Linked DNA regions of Homo sapiens: region 1 is linked to region 2. Evidence: chromatin loops called from intact Hi-C (ENCODE). Cell type or tissue: Caco-2. All regions are shown on one strand. Each heading gives the region's core, and the rest is flanking DNA. Links, peaks and the distances in the headings are about the cores only. Region 1 overlaps PTH2R (parathyroid hormone 2 receptor). Region 2 holds the start of LOC101927960 (a long non-coding RNA gene).

Region 1 (10,297 bases), core at 2,765-7,764, 78 kb before region 2:
TTTAAGGGAACAATCTTTATCTTGTTACTTTTTCTTTGCCTTCAGTGTCTTGTACTGAAACTGACCAATAAGAGTTAATTAATGCTCTTAATTTTACCCACATTTTAATATAATGATTATATAATGATTAAATATGATTTTACATTTGATGAAAAGGAAGGACCTATTGAAATGCAAGAGATCCTTGTAAAATTATCAGGAATTGAAGCAAAGGACAGTGGAGAAAAGGAAATCCTAGGGCATTTTCCATGGAAATGACTGATTTTTATCCAAAGCTTTATAGTTTGTTTACAGATCTAAGTCACTCACATCATCACCATGGATGAAAAATTTATTTTCTGAGATTTGTAACTTGTAATGTGAAACAGTAAAGCTAGGTGATTAAAGGGCTTTTGAAGATTCGCTGTTGGCGAAGGAGAAATAGAAGTGATGGCACACTCAATAAACTTTGAAGAAAATTAATGTAGAAGGCCATTTTCATCTTCTTGAGCTAAAATTATGACAGTTCTAAGCTAAGAATTCTGAAGTACTTTTCCTATATTATGAAGTTGATTTAATCTCAAAAATCACAGCTGAGACTCAAGAATATCTTTCTGTTCACTAAGAGTTACCTTTTTGTTTCATTATTATAATTTAGTGTTATCACAATTCCCTTGAAGGCTCTTAACTTACTCACAATCTACTAGTGTATCTGAAAGTTTTCATAAAATGTCAAGAATTGGATTTGAAATAAATAATTTACTTATTTTAATCAATAATTTAGAGAAGGCTGAGTTAAGAAGGAGAAAAACTAAAAAAGCAAGTGGAAAACTAAAGGAAAGAAAAAATAGAATTATAATGAAAAGCTCCAAGGTATAGTTTTCAATTCAGAAGAGGGGAATATCTCAAGAGACAAGAAGATACACCTCAAGAATATAGAGCTCCTAGGAGAGAGATTTGGCCCTCCTGGGAATAAGAATGTGGAAGGCCTGTGTGGATAATTGTGTGATGTGTAACACCAGGTAGTTAGATTGCCAGTGGCACCGGTTCAGAGGATCAACTTGAAGCACACACAGAAATCCTGGAAATCCAGGAGCTTGGATTATACACAGTGAACCCAAGTTGATATGTTTTAAAACCTGGATTCCAAGGACAGTGATTATTTCACTTAGAATGCCAAAGACCAGAGCTCTGTAAGCATGATTAACATTCAGGAAAAAAACTAATTTAATATCTGCATTGGAAGTAAATAATAAACACAAAATCATGAGCAAAGGTGGTAGTGATTAATGGGGGAAATTTATTCATCACAGGTTGGCAAGTGGTACGAGAGCATTCCAATGGTCTGTGCCAAGGTTGAGCGTGGGTGTGGAATAATGTCAAGAGCTGAGGCTGCAAAGGAGGCCGGGCCAGACCCTGAAGGGGCTTCTAAGCCTCACTAAAGAATTGACACCTAATCTTGCAAGGGATGACAACCAAAGGTTTAGACATTGGAAAGTGAAGGAATCAGGTTTTTCATTTGGAAAGATCTCAGGGCTTCGTTGAAGCTGGCAGTGGGTAACCACTGTGGGTGTCTGCTGGGTGGGGGTTTAAGCCACAGTGATATGAAGTGGAAAGGACATGGGGCTGAGAGAGTTAGGGCTTGGAATTCTGAGCACTGTCCCTTCACACTTGGCATACACATTTTCCTCATTTCCATGACCTGGTCCCTTCTTCCTCCCCCATCTCATGTCATCTCATCTTCTCCCTCCTGCTGCCTCAGCTCCACACAATGGCTTTCTTTAGTTTCCTGAACATGCTACACTGTTCCCACCTCAGGGCCTTTGCCTGTGCTGTTCTGTATGCCTGCCATACTGTTCCCCCTGCTTGTCCATTCTTCCTTCAGGTCCCAGCTTACGGACAACCTCTTCAGACATCCCTTTTCTGACCACTTGACAGTGTCACAGTGGTTACAGCATAGGCTCTGGGCGAGACTGCCTTCGTTAGCATCCCAGGTCTGCCCTGTTGTTGAGCGTGCAGGCTGAAATTTTATGGTACAGGCTGGCCTTGGGCAAGTTATTTAAACTCACAATCCCCTTTTGCCATCTAAAAGATGGGAATAATAGTGTAGATTACGAGAGTTAATCACTGGGCTGCATTAGGAACAGTGGCTGCCACACAGCGCTGTAAGCATTAGCTATTATCATTTTTACTTTTCACGTGTTAATAACTTGCCCACACTCCAGGTAGATTTCTCCTACTCCCTGCAACACATTAACTTAAAAAATGTCTCCATAAAGTCATAAAAATAATGTTGGTTTCTGGACAGCAATAAAGCTAACACATTCTACCTTGTATATCAGGAAGTGGCTGTTCAGACCTGAGGGGACTCCCAGGGATGATCTGGCTTCCCAGACTCCACGATCCCCTAGGATGACACCATGATTGCTTCTCTGTTTGTGCATAGGCACTTCTGATTACAGAATGTCCACTCTCCTTGTATCCCATAAAACCTGGCATACCATTGGTGTGACTATTTTTTAAAAGGCTATAACGTTATCTACCCAAAATGGTATAATTATTAACTCTTGTTGGTAGGAGTAGAGCTTATTTTTACCCTTTTGTTAAACATTTTAGTATTCTCCATTTTAGGTGTATCAGAAGGCTTTACTTCATAATCGAGAAATCGATATTTACATTTTGAAAAAGTTATTAAGCTCTCACTTTTGTAATTTTCCAGGTAAACCATTCCATGATTCACCTTCTATTCAAACACAATAAAACACGAGGTGAGAAAAGTATAACATAATGTTATTTTCACTTTTTCTTCCTATGTGAGGTCCTGTTATTAAATGCAATAAATATTTGATTAAAAAGAAACGTCTTCCTAAGTACATTCTATGATCTTCCCCGTGACTTGCTGGCAAACCAGGCAGACAGTAAGTTAGCACCCCTGTGGTGAACCTGACGGGCGCCCGAGGTCTCTTCTCTCCAGGTCTGCGTGAAGATGTAAAGACAGGGAAAGCTCTGCCACACCAGTACATGATTTGTCTGTCCAGCCCATTTGAGATGCACATGGACACAGTATGAAGGACCAAGGAGGTCTGCCCTTTCTTGGGAATGATGCCAAATGTGTCGCAGTAGTTACAGCATAGATTTTGGGCCAGGCTGTCTTTGTTAGCATCCCAGGCCTGCCCTTCTGTTGAATGTGCAGGCTGAAATTTTACTGGGCAGGCTAGGCTTGGGCAAGTTTTAAAAAGTCAGGGTCCACTTTTGCCATCTATAAAATGGGAATAGACTGGGCATGGTGGCTCATGCCTGTAATCCCAGTGCTTTGGTAGACATAGGCAGGAGGCTCGCTTGAGGCCAGGGGTTCAAGACCAGCCTGGGCAACAAAACAAAACCCCTTATTCTTTTTCCCATAATGACTGTGCCTACTCACACTCATACTAACAGGGTACACATTTTTTTTTCTCTCCACATCCTAGCTAACATTTATCTTTTGTCTTTTTGAACTACCAACGGCCATTAAGCCATTCTTTGTTTGTTTGTTTTTTTGAGACAGGATCTCACTCTGTCACCCAGGCTGGAGTGCAGTGGTGCAATCATGGCTCACTGTAGCCTTGATCTCCTGGGCTCAAGTGATCCTCCTGCCTCAGCCTCCTGAGTAACTAGGACTATAGGCATGTGCCACCATGCCCGGCTAATTTTTGTATTTTTTGTAGAGATGTGATTTTGCCATGTTGTCCAGGCTGGTCTCAAACTCCTGGGCTCAAGCAATCCACTCGCCTCTGCCTCCCATAGTGCTGGTATTACAGGTGGGAGCCACCATGCCCAGCCATATGAAGCCATTCTAACAGGTATGAGGTGTTAGCTTGTGGTTTTGATTTGGATTTCCCTGATAATTAGTGATGATGATCACTTTTCACATACTTGTTGGCTATTTGTAAGTCTTTTTTTTTTTTTTTTTTTTTTTTTTTTTTTTGTGATGGAGTCTCACTCTGTCACCCAGGCTGGAGTGCAGTGGTGCGATCTCAGCTCACTGCAACCTCTGCCTCCTGGGTTCAAGCGATTCTCCTGTCTCAGACTCCCGAGTAGCTGATATTACAGGCACGTGCCACCATGCCCAGCTAATTTTTTTTATTTTTAGTAGAGATGGGATTTCGCCACGTTGGCCAGGCTGGACTCAAACTCCCGACCTCAGTGATCCGCCCGCCTCGGCCTCCCAAAGTGCTGGAATTATAGGCATGAGCCACCGCAGGGCCAACTCCTTTTTTTTTAAAAAAATATTTTAATGCATTTTGGTAGCAAACTGACAGGAACAGTGCAAAAACAACATTAAAAACATGTACTTGCATGTAGGATTTCTGAGAAAAGTATAGTGAGTGGATGGAATTTACTGTATGATAAAAGTGCTACAAACACCAGTTAGTTGCTGTCAAGAAATTTTTTTTTTTTAAAAATCCAAATGCTGGCATTGTTCAGAAAAATTTAACAGGTCTATTTATAACTGCTATAAAGGTGAACTGCTGAAACTTGTTCAGCTGAAACATTTGGTGTGCATTAATACTTTGTTTCCATGCATTTATATTACAAATTCACACAAAAACAAAAATGGAAAAACTGCCAATACGTGATTTCTATTCCCTATTTTTTCACTCACAGTCATTTACTTAGGTGCCTTTTGACTCCATGGGGGCAGCGGCAGGGGGAATCTAACGCTCAGAAATACCAATAAAAGGAAGAAGAGCTTTTCATTTTTTTTTCTTTGAGAATGAAATGTTTCCCATCATAGTGGATTGTCAAGCAAGTTCTCCATGAATGCAGCATGGATGTCTTTTGGCATAATTGTTACACATTTGGCCTGGATTGCACACAGCTCGGTGTCTCCAGAGAGGCCAACCTGATAGACGTCACTTTTCTCCTGCAAAGCACCAGCAGCTGTGCTCTGGATGTGTTGATCTGTTTTGAAGTCCTTAGCAGTTTCTTGCACCAGATGCTAGGAGAAAAGTTTATGGATTAGGCATTCAGTGGACTTCTGATAACATCTAATTTCACCAAGCGCCTTGGTATCCAGCCTGTTAACGGTGAAGTTTCTTCACCCCTCCAGTAGATGGCACACTGGCCTTTGTAGTTTTTTTGCAGGTTGCTTTGAGGGCAATCTGCATGGCATAGAGACCTCCTAACTCATTCCACTTGGGCTTGGTGAGCTAGAGCTGTATGTCTTCTTTTGAGAAACGTCTATTCAGCTCCTTTGCCCATTTTTAAATTGGGTTGTTTCTTGGTATTCAGTTGTCTGAGTTCCTTATATAATTTGGATATTAGCCCCTCATTGAATACATTAATTTTTATTGAATACATTAAATACATAAATATTGCAAATATTTTCTACCATTTCACAGGTTGCCTTTTCACTCTATTGATTGTTTCCTTTGCTGTGCAGAGGCATTTTAGTTTAATGCAATCCTGCTTGTTAATTTTTGTTTTTCTTGCCTGTGCTTTTGGTACCTATTTCTAAGTATTTTATTCTTTTTGTTGTTATTGTAAATTGATTTTGTTCTTATTTTTTTTGGATAGTTCATTGTTTGTACAATTTGTTCAACATTTCAGCCAAATTCTTCTTATCAGCTAGCTTTTGGCATCTGTCCCAGGGAAGAAAGTGCTTACATTCCATCCTCCTTGGAGATGTCAGACTTTCCTTAAATTTCGGGTTAATTGGTCATCCTGTAACTTTGTTCTCTGATGCATTTTAAAAAGTTAAAAAAATTTTTGTCAGATTATCCAGCATTTGTTTGTTATAATAGCAAACAAATGGTGGGAGCAAGTTTTCTTTTCTTTTCTTTTTTTTCCCCCTAGCTTTCTACTATTGGGGAAATATAATTTAATACAAAAATCTTCTCCTAACCTAAAAATCTTCTCCACAAAGGTAATACAGAAGAAAAACACTTTTAGTATTAAGTTACTCAACCAGAATGTGGTGTGCACTACACGCAATCTGCTAAGAGATTGCAAAGAGAAAGAAATCTCACTCCTTTTTATAGCCAAGCAGTTACAACTCATTATATACACGTTTTCAAGAGACACAATAACTAGTTCTCAAGTAAAAGGGACTTGACAATACTATATGCTACACATGATTCATCCTAACTTTACCTGGTAATTGGGGTGACCACCTGTTGTGGCTAAGTAGCTTTATTGGAGGAAAAACAAGCTTGTCATTTCTTTATGTCAGGAGGAAGTTTTGCAACTTCAAGATAGGTGCCTACAGAAGTTAAGCTTCTATCCTACAAAAACTGAGAGACAGGGATGCTATCTCTCTTGATGTTAGCATTTCAAAAAGATGGTTCCTAGGTCCTTGCGAAAGACATTCCTGGGCCATAAAGCTGACCAAAGGCCTATCTAATCTTCAAAAGGATTTATAAACATTTCAAAGAGATGAGAAAGTACATACAAGTTTTCTAAGGTAAATGCTCTAAGAAAAAGGAGGAAAGTGAAATCTCTTCCCCCATTTTCAACAGGGAGAATGAAGACTCTTATTTTTAAATTTGTATTTGGCCTCACACCGTCTCCTATGCAGCAGCTGACATCTCTAGGCTAATCTGATAATGAAATGGTCTTGCAGTGATTTCCAGCAAAACTCTCCTATATATTTTCCTCCTGGGATTTCAGGCCACATTATTAGGGACCATGAAGCCTACATACCTCATATTACTTTAGAACCTGTCTGTAAAGGGAGAAATAAGCCCAGAACTTAACCACCATGTGTGCAGAGGGTGGTGCTCCTTCTTCTGAGTTGTTCTGTGTGGTGAAGCCAGGAAGGATGAAGATAATAATAACAACAACAAACACGACATAGTTCTTACAATATACTGAGCAGTGTTTTAAGTGTTTTATGTACATCAATGTATCTAATCCGACCAATAACTCTAAATAAGGAAACTGCCCAAGAATACCCAATATTAAGTGATGGAGCCGGGTTCTGACTTCAGCATCAATGTCCCTACCCAATGAACTCCATGCACTTATAATAAAATCTAACATCTCTGATAATCCAGCAAAGATGGCTCACTGATGCTTGTGCCTCTTTACATGCCACACCCTGGCTATGTTGCTTTCCAGTCAGTTGCTTGACCTTGTCTGCCTGTGTTTTTCTCAGGGCTGTTCTACATGCCCCACTGTACTTTTAGAAGGTTGGAATGTGCTTCCTTCTGTGCCTCATTTGAAATACTACTTTTTCTTTGTGACCTTGATGCCGTCCAATCTAAATTAGATTACCAATTGTAATCTACAGGGCACAGAAAGGCTTTTTCTTTTCAACATCACAGTATATCATGTCTTTCATTGTTGAATGTCCATCTTTTTCACCGAACTGCAAGGTTTATGTAAACAAGAACCATTTTTTTTCTAAACTTATGATACCTAGAGCTTAGCTAGTTTCCTGGCACAGAATGACCACTCAATAAATACTTGTTGGAAAAACAAAACATGCATATAAAATAGATATCATGGGGAACTGGGAAGAGGAAAGAGGCAAAGTAAGAGCACAAAGCAAGTAAAATTAAAGAACTTGTGAGTTCATTTTATGCAATCTTTTCAATTTCTAGAGGAGAAAACTACAGCTCACGCAGATATAGGTCACACGACTAGTATGATGAAACAGACTTTAACATGTGTTTTGTGGCCATGTTCTTTTCACTTGCTTTCTAAAACCTGTCAAACTGTGTCTTGAATTTATGGGAAAAATCTTTCCATTTATATAGCTATGTGCATAGTTTTAAAAATAGGTTAATTTTAGGATATAAAGTTGTTTTTTAGTCATGCATTACATGTGGCATGGTTTTAAGTAAATATATGCATCATATATGCTAACAAAGAAACTATTTGCCCAGAATTTGAAATCCAAATTAGATCCCTTACTTAATTCTGTCTTTGGCTATTATAATACTGTAGATTCTATTAATTTGATGTTTGTATATCTAGGAGTAAAATTAGATAAATTATGGTCAGAATTTCTAAGCAATATATGAGGTAAACTAAATTTAAGAGAGTAAAGGAATTTGTTAAGTATGAGCAGTCAGGAGAAGTCATGTCAAGATAACTGATTTTTAGAGATAACCATAGACTGCAGTATAAGTTTGGAAGGAATCACTTAATTTTGGAATTGTAGGGTCTATAATTATAGCATTGTTGTTTTCTGTTTTGTTAAAGTGTGTTAAAATTATGTTTAAGAGAACTAGAGTCATTGGAAAATACTAAATTTTGTTCTGAAAATAAATGTCCCCAAATGTAATCATTTATCAGACACCTGTGTCATCTTGATGTTGATTTGAGGATGATTTTTTAATTCTTCCCTGTAAGATCAAAATATAAGAGAAATATTTCCTAATTAACAAAAGAACGTGATGCTTTGTTTTGGTTCTGGGCCTCCTGGAGCATCATGAGAAGGCATAGGGATGCTCAGCCTGAAGAGCAGGAGATGCTGCAGGCAGGACAGCTGGCCTGAAAGAAGTGGGAAAGGTGAGATTGGTTGAGTCAATACATTTTGACCAAGCTGGGGCACTGACTGAGACATAAGCACCTGCATTTGCACTGATGTCAACCAAGAGGCACTATAACAGCTGAAACAAAATAAAACCAGAGACACAAAAATACAGATTGGGAAATTGAGCAGACTTACTCTTGGGTACTTATGAAAGGGCCTTGAGAATGCCAGTATTATGGTGTGGAGAGTTATATGGTACTAGCAGAAACCTGAGATCTTGAATTTACCGGTTAGGGAAAAGAAAAGGAGGAACTGTGGTATTTGTCTTTATGTAAATATTTCCTTCATGCTGTGTTACTCTCCCCATTCACCCATCCTTTCATCCAGCATCCAGTGATAGGTGATCAAACTGTCTTTCTAGGCCCTGCTCAAATTTTATCTTTACCAAAATGTTTTGATATGGTTTGGCTGTGTCCCCATCCAGATCTCATCTTGAATTTCCACATGTTGTGGGAGAGATCTGTGGGAGGTAATTGAATCATAGGGGCAGGTCTTTCTTGTGCTGTTCTCGTGATAGTGAATTTGTTATGAGATCTGATGATTATATAAGGGGGAGTTTCCCTGCACAAGCTCTCTTCTCTTATCTGCCGCCATGTGAGAAGTGCCCTTTCATCTTCTGTCATGATTTGAGGCATCCCCAGCCGCATGGAACTGTAAGTCCATTAAACCTTTTTTTTCTTCCTATTCTCAGGTATGCCTTTATCAGCAGCATGAAAACAGACTAATAAAGTAAATTGGTATCAGTAGAGTGGGGCACTGCTGAGAAGATACCTGAAAATGTTTAAGTGACTTTGGAACTGGGTAACAGGCAGAGGTTGGAACAGTTCAAAGGGTTCACAGACAGGAAAATGTGGGCAAGTTTGGAACTCCCTAGAAACTTGTTGAATGGCTTTGACCAAAATGCTGATAATGGTGTGGACAATGAAATCCAGGCTAAGGTGGTCTCGGATAGAGGTGAGGAACTTTTTGGGAACTGGAGCAAAGGTGACTCTTGTTATCTTTTATCAAAGAGACTGGTGGCATTTTGTTCCTGCCCTAGAGATTTTTGGAACTTTGAATTGGAGGGAAATGATTTAGGTATCTGGCAGAAGAAATTTCTAAGCAGCAAAGCATTCAAGAGGTGACTTGGGTGCTGTTAAAGGCATTTAGTTTTAAAAGGGAAACAGAGCATAAAAGTTTGGAAAATTTGCAGCCTGACAATGCAATAAAAAAGAGAATCCCATTTTCTGAGGAGAAATTGAAGCTGGTTGCAGAAATTTGTATTAGTAACAAGGAGTCAAATGTTAATCCCCAAGACAATGGAGAAAATGTCTCCAGGGCATATCAGAGGTCTTCACAGCAACCCCTTCCATCACAGGCCTGGAGGTTTAGGAGGAAAAAGTGGTTTTGTGGGCTAGGCCCAAGGTCCCTGTGCTGTGTGCAGCCTAGGGACTTGGTGCCTTGTGTCCCAGCTGCTCCAGCCATGGCTGAAAGGGGCCAATGTAGAGCTTGGGCCATGGCTTCAGAGGGTGCAAGCCCCAAGCCTTGGCAGCTTCCATGTGGTGTTGAGCCTGTAAGTATACAGAAGTCAAAAATTGAGGTTTGGAAACCTCTGCCTAAATTTCAGAAAATGTATGGAAATGCTTGGATGTCCAGGCAGAAGTTTGCTGCAAGGGCAAGGCCCTCATGGAGAACCTCTGCCAGGGCAGTGCAGAAGGGAAATGGGGGTTGGAGCTGCCACACAGAGTCCCTAATGGGGCACTGCCTAGTGGAGCTGTGAGAAGAGGGCCACTGTCCTCCAGACCCCAGAATGGTAGC
Region 2 (10,297 bases), core at 2,223-7,222:
AAAAAAAAGAACCTCAGTGGGAAAATTACTTACCTTTTACAAACCTATTTATCCTTTGTTAAGTGGGGTTAATTGCCTGATCTCTCTCCTTTTTGATGGGAGCTGAGCCACGTGTAGGTATGTCTGGAAGAAAACCCAGTGACAGGGAAGTGGGCCTCTTCCCATAATGTTGGGGGCTAGGAGGAGTCCACAAACATTCCAAGAGAGAAGTATTGAAGGTACATTGTCTAGACTGGGAACAGAATAAATACCAGGAACTAAAATCCAAGGGATCATTTGAGATGTGAAGCCAGATAGCACAAATTTTGATTTTAGAGATGTTTACATGGGAGGTTGGAGGTTCTTCAAGACTTTCACAGACCATGTATTTTAACACACATTTGTAGTCAGCCCTTTTTTTAGGTCTTGTAGCTTCTTTTACTTTTTCCTAATTAACTGAAGTCCATACTTTATTTGGATTTCCTTAGTTCTAGCATTGCATTGTTCCTTTTTAAAAACCTTTTATTTTAAGTTCAGGGGTGCATGTGCAGGTTTGCTACATAGGTAAACTTGTGTCATGGGGGTTTGTACAGATTATTTCATCACCCAGGTATTAAGCCTCATACCCTTAGTAATTTTTTCCGATTTTCTCCCTTCTCTCACCTTCTACCCTCTGATAGGTCCCAGTCGTGTTGTTCCCCTGTATGTGTCCATGTGTTCTCATCATTTATCTCCCATTTGTAGAACATGCAGTATTTGGTTTTCTGTTCCTGTGTTAGCTGAGGATAATGGCCACCAAATCCATCCATGTATCTGCAAAAGACATAATCTCATTTTTTTTAATTGGCTGCATCGTATTCCAAGGTGTATATGTGCCACATTTTCTTTATTCAGTCTACCATCGATGGGCATTTAGGTTGATTCCATGTCTTTGCTATTACGAATAAATGTGGCAATAAACATACATGTGCATGTGTCTTAAAGTCATATTTTTTGTTGTGCTTCCTTTTGCAACTCCCTTTTAGAAATAGATGTTGTGACTCTTCTCAGTTTTTCTCCTTCCATCTTTTCCTCATTCTTGAGGTCTGATGTAGAAACATTGCTGGTCCACAGTAAAATTCACATTGAAAATCTGCTCTGGAGGATGTGATTCTCAAAATTTTTAAAGCTATGCTTGTGAAGTGTTGGGTTGGGTGTGTTTCTAAATGTTCTTTGCCAGCTGAGATCTGGATGTGATCTCTGAGATTTGGTTTCAATCTCCTTAGTAACAGAAGAATTCATCCTTCCCCATGCGAGAGTCATTTCTTATGAAACTCATCAACATTCTGTGTCAAAGAAAATGTAAGTAGTTGAGGTAATGTTTTCTTATCAGCTAGGAACAAACTTCTATCCCTACACTGTTACAGAGCCTAACCAGCTTGCTGCCACACGCGCTAGAAGCCAATACTATGACACCAGGATTTTTGGGAAAAATAAAGCCTTCTATTGAAATCTGGCCAACAAGGAGACAGGAATCCAGCTCAAATTTATTCCCTGTGCTGTCTTTAAGGCAGTAATTTGATTAGACAAGATTTAGGTGGTGGAATCTGGGATTAATAGGTGATTGGTGGAAGGAAAGGGAGGTCTGGAAAATCCTTGGGCATGCTCAGTTATCTCTTCACACTACCTCATGGATAACATGTGCAAATTTGGGGAGGAGTTAGTATGAAACATGCAGTGCAAATTCGGGTTGTGACATCAGCAAGCTGGTTCTGTGCAGAATCTAGTTGGCCATATTGATTGCAACCAATTTTAGCTAGTTGTGTTATCTTGCAAGCAGACACAGTTTCAGTGGTTTTGCAAGTTCTTTCTTTTCTTATCTATCATCCTGCAAACTCAAGAATTTCTGTTAGTCGTTGGTGTGTTTAACTCTTTGGGGCATAGTTTCAACACTATTCCTAAATATTAGGTTGATGCAAAAGTAACTGTGGTTTTTGCCTTACTTTTAACTACAAAAACTGCAATTACCTTTGCACCAACTTACTACATTCAATGACCTCACGTAAGAAGCAGAGGTAAATTTTCCAGTCTGTTAACTCTGCAATTAATGGAAAACTAATGGAAAACATTTTGGACAGCTTATTCCTCCATGTAAATGTTTAACACTATTAATTATTTCTGGATTATTAGTCAGAGTTCTCCAGAGGGATAAAACTAATAGGGCATATGTATATATGAAGGGGAGTTTCTTGAGGAGAGCTGACTCACATGATTACAAGGTGAAGTCCCATGATATGCTGTCTGCAAGCTGAGGAAGAAGGAAGCCAATAGTGGCTCAGTCAGAGTTCAGAAGCCTCAAAAGCAGGGAAGCTGATAGTATAGCCTTCAGTCTGTGGCTGAAGGCCTGAGAGCCCCTGGAAAACCACTGGTGTAAGTCCAAGAGTCCAGAAGCTGAAGAACCTGGAGTCTGATGACCAAGGGCAGGAAGCATCCAGCACGGGACAAAGAAGAAAGCCAGAAGACTCAGCAAGCCAGCTCATCTCACTTTCTTCTGCCTACTTTGTTGTAGCTGAGCTGGCAGCCAGTTGGATGGTGCACACTCACATTGAGGGTGAGTCTTCCTCTCCCAGTCCACTGACTCAAATGTTGATCTCCTCTGGCAACACCCTCACAGACATACCTAGAAACAATACCAGCTATCTAGGCATCCTTCAATCCAATCAAGTTGACACCTAATATTAGCCATCACACTGATGATCAGATTTTCAAAAACATGTTGTATTAGAAATTTGGCTGTATTTCTATGACTATTCTTTTATGAAAACTGTCTCACCAAGATATTGCAATACATCTCCATGGGCAGTTTCTTACAATGCCCACATGTAGTGACAGTTTATTTCTTTATGTTTATTTTTCCATTCATTAATTTTTTGAAGAGAAAGACTAAATTTAATACAAACTCACTAGTTCAATTCAAGTAGAGGTGATTGTTCAGAAGAAAACTTGGAAAAAGATGAGTGTTTTAGAGACTGTGGAACCAATATGAGAAGGAGCTCAGTCAAAAACTCTGACTCTATTTCTGACTGGAAGACAAAATGGTGGCCGAGACCGTCTCTGCCTCTCCCTTTTCTCTCTCTGGTTTGGTAGGACTATTTCCGGATTTTATCTGTTATCATCTAGGCTAAAGTTTAAATTCCCCAGAAAAGCTTCTTTTATAGGGTTGGGGAGAAATGGTGAAGCCCATCTCAATGTGGAATTAAAGATGTGTGAGTCATCTCAGAACTTCAAATCCTACATTTAATATGGAGATTGTATATCACAAAAACAATGTTCAGAGGCATTGGTAGAGTTGCTATCTAGATATAAGAACTGGGAAGTAACACAGAGGGAAGTAGAAACAAAGCAAGCTTGGTAGGAAGCAAGAAATTCCCAACACACAGATACTTTGGGCAGTGTAAGAAGTATCTTTATTCAATCATTAGATTTGCCCGAGATGTGTCAACTTCAAAGAAATGTGGGAAACTCATTTCTCTCTGATGTGGAGGAATTACTTATATTTAACAGAATCCCAGAGTTTTGTTTTATTGCACTTATAGTTCATTTGAAACACTTTCCTGTGTACTTTTAGAATTAGAGTTGCATCTGCCTGAGAATAATTAAGAGTGCCGGCATTATAATACTACTGCTGAAGCAATGGTTTTGAATGTTTTAGTTCATTTCACCTTAGTATTCAGTGAAAATGAATGACTAGAAAATGGTAAAAGATGGCTGTGTTAATACTAATGATTAATTGCATAGGTTTCATAATCATAACACTGTTGAAGCAAAGATGGGAGACATGAAGGCTGTGAAAACAGCATCCCTTTTACTGTGTTACTTTTACATGAATAATTGTGTATTCAACCATCAGATAAAAAGGAACAAACTTTAAAACTATGACTCTGGGTAACAATGCAAATATAGGATTCCTGTGTCATATGTTATACTAGAATAAAGTCAAAATTGATCAAATAATTATTTAAAAAGTTAAAGCATGTGGGGAATTTTTTTATTATTCAAAGTAAAAAAGGTCTTTCTAACTGATATAAAGGCCAGAACGACTCAAAGTAAAGGCTAATTTTCTCTATTACAAAAGTAATCTGTACTGCATGATCGATGATGAAGCAGAAAGTGAATATTGGCAACTCATACTAAAGACAAGTAATTCTTATAATTAATTTTATATATTTCTGAATATACAAAAAAATCCAAAGCACTTCAAGAAAGAATCAAGTAAAAAATAAAAATGTAATAGGAAAATGGCAAAGGAGCCATCATTTCTACTTAAAGTTAGAGGTAAAAACAAATACATGCAACAGTAATATATATTTTGTCTTCTTGTTTGTTTAAATAAATAAAAATAGTCTATTTTGATAGAAAAGAAGCTAAAACTGCCATGACTAAACCCTAATTTTCAGCGTGTTTGCCTAGAGATTCAGAATCCTAAAACCCGTCAGTTGCTGACACCATAGGTATATTATAAGGTAGATTACTTACCAAAAAACTATGTGTCAAAATTCAGGGAGACTGCAAATATCTGTGGTAGAGATGAAAGTGTTCTGATTAGGAATAAATAATGTATTTCCAGACAATTATTAAATGTCACATAAGCAACAGAAAGGCAACTCAAGATACCAATCTCTTTGATACAGATTAAAAAAATTTTTTTTTGTTTAAAATGATGGGAATAAATCACAAACATATAGATAGCTTCCATTTGACCAGGATGTAGCAGTTAAATGTTTCCAGATGTCACATGTAAAAGATGGATTACTAATATAAAATTTAAAACCCTATCAGTAAGAATCATATACATACCTTTTCAATTTAGTTTGTATTATTCTTCAGGTTATACCAGTCCTAGCTGTCTGGAGTTTATGGGAAAAGCAATGAATCATATAATGCAAACATGAAAGAGATCTAGGAATTATCTAGCTGTTTTTTATTAATATTGCATGTGCTATTTAATGTGAATTTCAAGTCAAAACTTTATAAACATCTTTTACATGCATCATATTTATCCTCACATTAACTGAAAAGTAGGTACACTCAGCAATACCACTACTACATTACAGGTGAGGAAACTGACCACAGAAGTAAAAAACCTGTAGCAGAGGCTGTCAGTTGCCTGCCTATGTCTCCTCTGGAGTACCCTTTCCTGTGTACAGTAATCACATGGCTTCCAGCTGGAGGCACCTGCGATTGTTTGCTTGCAGGCTTTTTCTGACTGCTGGGAGCGCTGGGGAGTAAACTCACCCCAGGAGCAGGACTTAAGCAAAGACAGAAGCTGGTGAATACATACCCCAGCTTCTTTGCCTGCCTGGTAGAATAAACTCCAAGGTGTGTTCTACACAGTCTACCAAAATTCCTCAGCAGGATTGACCCCATTTGCACAGGGGAGTAACCTGCTTAATAACGCCCCCTCTGTTGTCTTCCTTCCCTTCCCTATCACACTTCCCCACGCCCCTAGAAGTGCTTCCTGGGATCCCCTCTAATAAACAATTTGCCTGCAAATACTTTTCTCAGGGTTTGATTCTGGGGGAACCCAATTTAAGGCAAAAACCCATCTAAGAACATACATTTTGTGTGCAGCTAAGGCAGGAGTAAAATCTCCAGGTCTCTTGATTACCAATCTAGAGGGAGTTTTTTTGTATTACCTTTAGTTTTTCTCCCAAACAAAATATATTTTGAAAAACTAAGACACCGCTGCTTTTTACAAACATAAGTATTTACCAGTAATTAAAATACCAAAATGCTGGACCTTTTTGGGATTTAATTTACTCTTATGTTTTTATCATCTCAAAGACTTTAAATATAAATCTTTCTCTCTACCATTGACCTCTGTTACTCATAAAGTACCTCACTATCTTACATGTTGTTTACATTAGATAAAATTGCAATTACTCACTGACATTAATTACATGCTTTACAATGATGATAATTTAAAAACCTTGTTAGTTAATTTTGTGTTGATCAAACACAATTTCTGTTAGACCACTACCAAATGTGATGTAGAATGTTTTTCCTTGATTTATGTTGCTGTTTTTGTCACTAATTATTTTCATGTTATGTGCAATCAAAATTTATAAAATTGGAAAAGGAAAGTTTTAACTGGCTGCATCCCCCAAAGAGACAGGAAAAGTGTACCTTTTTCCTGGTGGACCTTGAGACATGTTTACATGATACTTTGAGTAGTGCTGAAACTTATATTTCATTATTTTGTATTTCTTAAATTGTTTTGCATGTCAATATGACATGTTAATTGTCAAAGAAAAGTCATATGAAATGTCAGCTTACCCAATATCACATTTTATAATAATTAACTGGTTGGGCATTGATGAAATGTTCATTTCCTAGAGGATCCTGAAACCATAAGACTCAGTGTCCCCAGTGTCCTCTTTTTTCTGCTTTACCTGTTTTGATTTTAGAACCCTTGAGAAATGTATACAGAAACATTGTTCCCAGAAAGAGATATTCTGCTTTGGAGCACCTCCATTCTATACTTCACTAATCACACAGCTTACATGGCTACCACATTCTCCAGCCAGACAGACTCCACGAATCCAAAAAATTGTAGGTTTATGTACATGAAACAATCTAGGTGTCTAAGAGACATTTTATAGATTGGGACTTTCTACTAGTAAACATCATAAGCTTTTTATAAAAGGGGTTGGTCAAGGTTATTCATTTACACTGGAGTTTGGATAGAGCAGAGAGGAAATACTTACGGGCCAATTTTGAAATCAACAATGCTATTATCCCCATCAGTGGATTTTTAGAAATTACTTTTTTGGATACATTTGATTTTCTTTTATCATTTATACTTCCTTACAAAACAGAGATGCAGGTATTACTTCTTATCTAGGAAAGTAAGCCAGGCTGCATATCCCAAGACATTGATATCCATTTTACCTCTTAAGTGTTTGATACCTACGTGACCAGTGAGTTTCTATGCCAAAGGCAATGATTTCTCATTAATCAATTCACTATATGATTCAAAATTTGAGTCAAAGTTCTCTGTGCTTTGTTTCCTTCAGGGAAGAAAAAAAAGAAAGGGAAATGAATCATTCTAAGAGCCCAGGGAAAGTTTCACACTGTGTAACATAGATTCTTGAAGACAAGGGCTTCGGAATCTTTGTGTTTTTGAGTAACATAAATAGTTCAAATCTAGACTAATGATTTATTGACCCAATATTTATAATCATGAATAGACAAGGTCATAGAAAGGCATAAGGACAGAACGCACTCAAGGAGTATGTTTAGCCTATTTGGCAAGAGGAACTACAAAGTCATATGGCAACTGGAGTGAATATGAAAGATAGTGGGTATGAAGAGTTGGGGTCATCATTGCAATATACCAGTGTCCTCATGATGATTTTCTCTTATTCAGCACTTATGATTTATACTTACAAAGTAAATAATTATATTTTTATTCCTTTTTATCTTTCATGTATGATAAAAACATCTTTTTTATAATATCTAGCTAGTTTTTGGAAGGGTTAGTCGTTTCTAAAAGGAGCAAAGTTCTTTTCCTCTGAATATTTAAATGGTTAAAATATCATTTAAATAAATGTTTATATAATGGCCTGAAGCTGCTACATCCTTCTATTCAAGTCTGGAATTGGCTCAGAACCTACATAACACTAAGTTTGTAGACGTAGATCATCAGTGACCCCAGAGGGATAAGATGGTGCCTGTAAAAGTACATAGATTAAGAAAAGGAAAATCTACTTCAGAAGGGGTGATTCACTAATGTGGGTAGTCATATTCCATGGTTGTAGAGGCTGGGAAAAAAGAGTGAGAATGTAAATTTTTAAAAAGAGAATTTAAAAAACTGTGAAAGATGAGATTTTATCCTACTTGCAAGCTGACAAGGTGGCCTGCCAGTTTCATGGCTGCTATCATAAACAGGAGCCTCTTGAGGCAGAGACAAAGGACTTTATTATTATGATATCAAAATATTTGCATCAGTTCCCCTTGCCTCCAAGCCCCAAGCCCCAAGCCCCAAGCCCCAGAGGGGTGATGTGTATGAGCCCAGATGAAAGCCTGCATACCAGGAGGTTGCATCACAGGAGGAGAACCCTGAGCCTAAGCTCACATCTTTTTTTTTTCTTTGAGATGGAGTTTCACTCTTGTTGCCCAAGCTGGAGTGCAATGGGGTGATCTTGGCTCACTGCAACCTCTGCCTCTCGGATTCAAGAGATTCTCCTGCCTCAGCCTCCCGAGTAGCTGGGATCACAGGCATGTGCCACCACACTCGGCTAATTTTTTTTTTTTTTGTATTTAGTAAAGATGGGGTCTTACCATGTAAGTCAGTCTGGTCTCGAACTCCCAGCCCCAGGTGATCCACCCACCTCAGCCTCCCAAAGTGCTGGGATTACAGGCGTGCACCATTGAGCCTGGCCCAGCTCAAATCTTTTATAACAAACAGTAGGCATATCAGCCCTGTGGTCCAGATGGAGACATTATCTTATCTTCCAAGGCTGTTTGCCATGCAGAATCTTTGAAAAGATATCCTAGAACAAAATGTCAGTGCCTCTGCTTGTAAGCTGTGCAGAAACCGAAGAGATCCTATAAAAAAGTTGTCTACTAACAGGAAAGAAACCTCAGCAGAGTGACTGGGGAGAAGTCTCTCTGATAAATGGAGGAGTAGTTCTATTTTTGCTCAAAGTAAAGGTCAGTCCAAGGTCTTGTGATGGTTAATTGTATATTTCAACTTGACTGGCTATGGGGTGCCCATATATTTGGTCAAACATTATTCTAGGTGTTTCTGTGAGGGTGTTTTGGGTGAGATTAATATTTTAATCAGAGAGATTGGAGTAAAGCTGATTGTCCTCTCTAATGTGAGTGGGTCTCATCCAATCAACTGAAGTCTCGAATAGCGCAAAGAAGCTGACCTTTCCACAGAGTAAGAGATAATTCTTCCTTCCTTCAGATGAACTGAAACATTGGCGCTTCCTCAATTTCAAGCCTCCTAACCTTCAGACTGGAGCTACATCACTGGCTTTCCTGCATTTCCTACTTATTAACTCACCCTGTAGATCTTGGGACTTAACCTCCATAATTCCTTATAATTCCTTATAATAAGTCTCTTCAGATGTGTGGAGTGTGTGTGTGTGTGTGTGTGTGTGTGTGTGTGTGTGTGTATTTCTCTGGAGAACCCTAATTCAGGGCTTAATAATAGGTAACTAGGAGTAGAAAACTTTTATTAAGGGCATACTGTATGTCAGTCTCTGTTCAAAGTTTTCAAATTTAACTTTCTAAATTCACCAACAACCCCATGAAATAGGTATCATCATTATTTTTGTCTTACTGATTAGAAAAAATGAGGAACAGAGAGGTCAGTAATCCTTCTCTATAACACACAGCCAGAAGAATACAAACCAGTCTAAATTCATAAAATGTGCTGTTAAACACTATACCATACTGTCTTTCAACACAAGGTAACATGCAGTTATGCATCAACTGACAACAATATATTCTGAGAAATGCATTGTTAGGCAATCGTCCTTGTGTGAATATCATAGAGCATACTCACACAAAACTAGATGGTATAGTGTACTGCACACCTAGGTTGTATGGTATAGCCTATTGCTCCTAGGCTATAAACCTGTACAGCCTGTTCCTCTACTGAATACTGTAGGCAATTATAACACAATGATAGGTATTTGTCTATCTAAACATAAACATAGAAATGGCACAGTAAAAATATATTATAATCTTATGGGACCACCATCATACATGCAGTAGGCAGGATTCATGTCTGCCATTGTGCTATTTGTTTTCTATATGTCTTATATCTTCGTTGTTCCAATGTTTCTCTATTTTTGCCTTTTTTGGTATTATACAGAGGATTTATATTTCATTGAGTCCCCTTGTTTCTTTTACTATATATATTTTTAGTTATTTTCTAGGTGATTGCTATGGTGGTTATAATTAAAATCCCAACTTAAAACAATCTAGCTCAGTTTAACATCAACTTTATTTCAATAATATATAAAATGTTTGCTCAAATATAGCTCAATTTCCTCCTCACTTGTGCTACTAATTTTATACCCGCTATATCTTTAACATTTAGGCTTATAAACTAGTGTTTATAATTGCCTTCTTCTGTTGTGTTTTAAATTTAACATATTTTTATATTTAACAAATTTTAAATGTACAATACAGTAATGTTAACTATATGTATAATATTGTACAGCAAATCTCTAAAACTCATTCATTATGCATAAATGAAACCTTATATCTTTAAATAGCAACTTCCAATTTTCCCTCCCCGCCAGCCACTGGCAACCACCAT

What was found. A loop is a pair of places that touch in the nucleus more often than their neighbours do. Peaks named below come from ENCODE experiments on the same cell type or tissue, not always from the same donor. Only the 100,000 strongest peaks of a DNase experiment are listed, where the experiment ranks them.
Region 1: it touches region 2 in a loop (2.4-fold over the local background); 2 of 110 quality-filtered maps call a loop at or near these places.

Annotation. Positions count from the first base shown.
Region 1 is chr2:208,461,478-208,471,774 of GRCh38, forward strand. The region is part of intron 9 of PTH2R (parathyroid hormone 2 receptor); the gene reads left to right. It also overlaps the pseudogene H3P9. Among named protein-coding and RNA genes, the nearest start is that of PTH2R, 60 kb to the left of the region's middle. In Caco-2, for the core only: CTCF peaks have their summits at 5,092 (motif pointing right) and 5,292; DNase peaks (open chromatin) are centred at 5,084 and 6,327.
Region 2 is chr2:208,540,423-208,550,719 of GRCh38, forward strand. LOC101927960 (a long non-coding RNA gene) reads left to right here and starts at 2,220. Exons shown (of 6, transcript NR_136588.1): 1 at 2,220-2,569. In Caco-2, for the core only: no CTCF peak of the experiment used is centred there; a DNase peak (open chromatin) is centred at 5,199.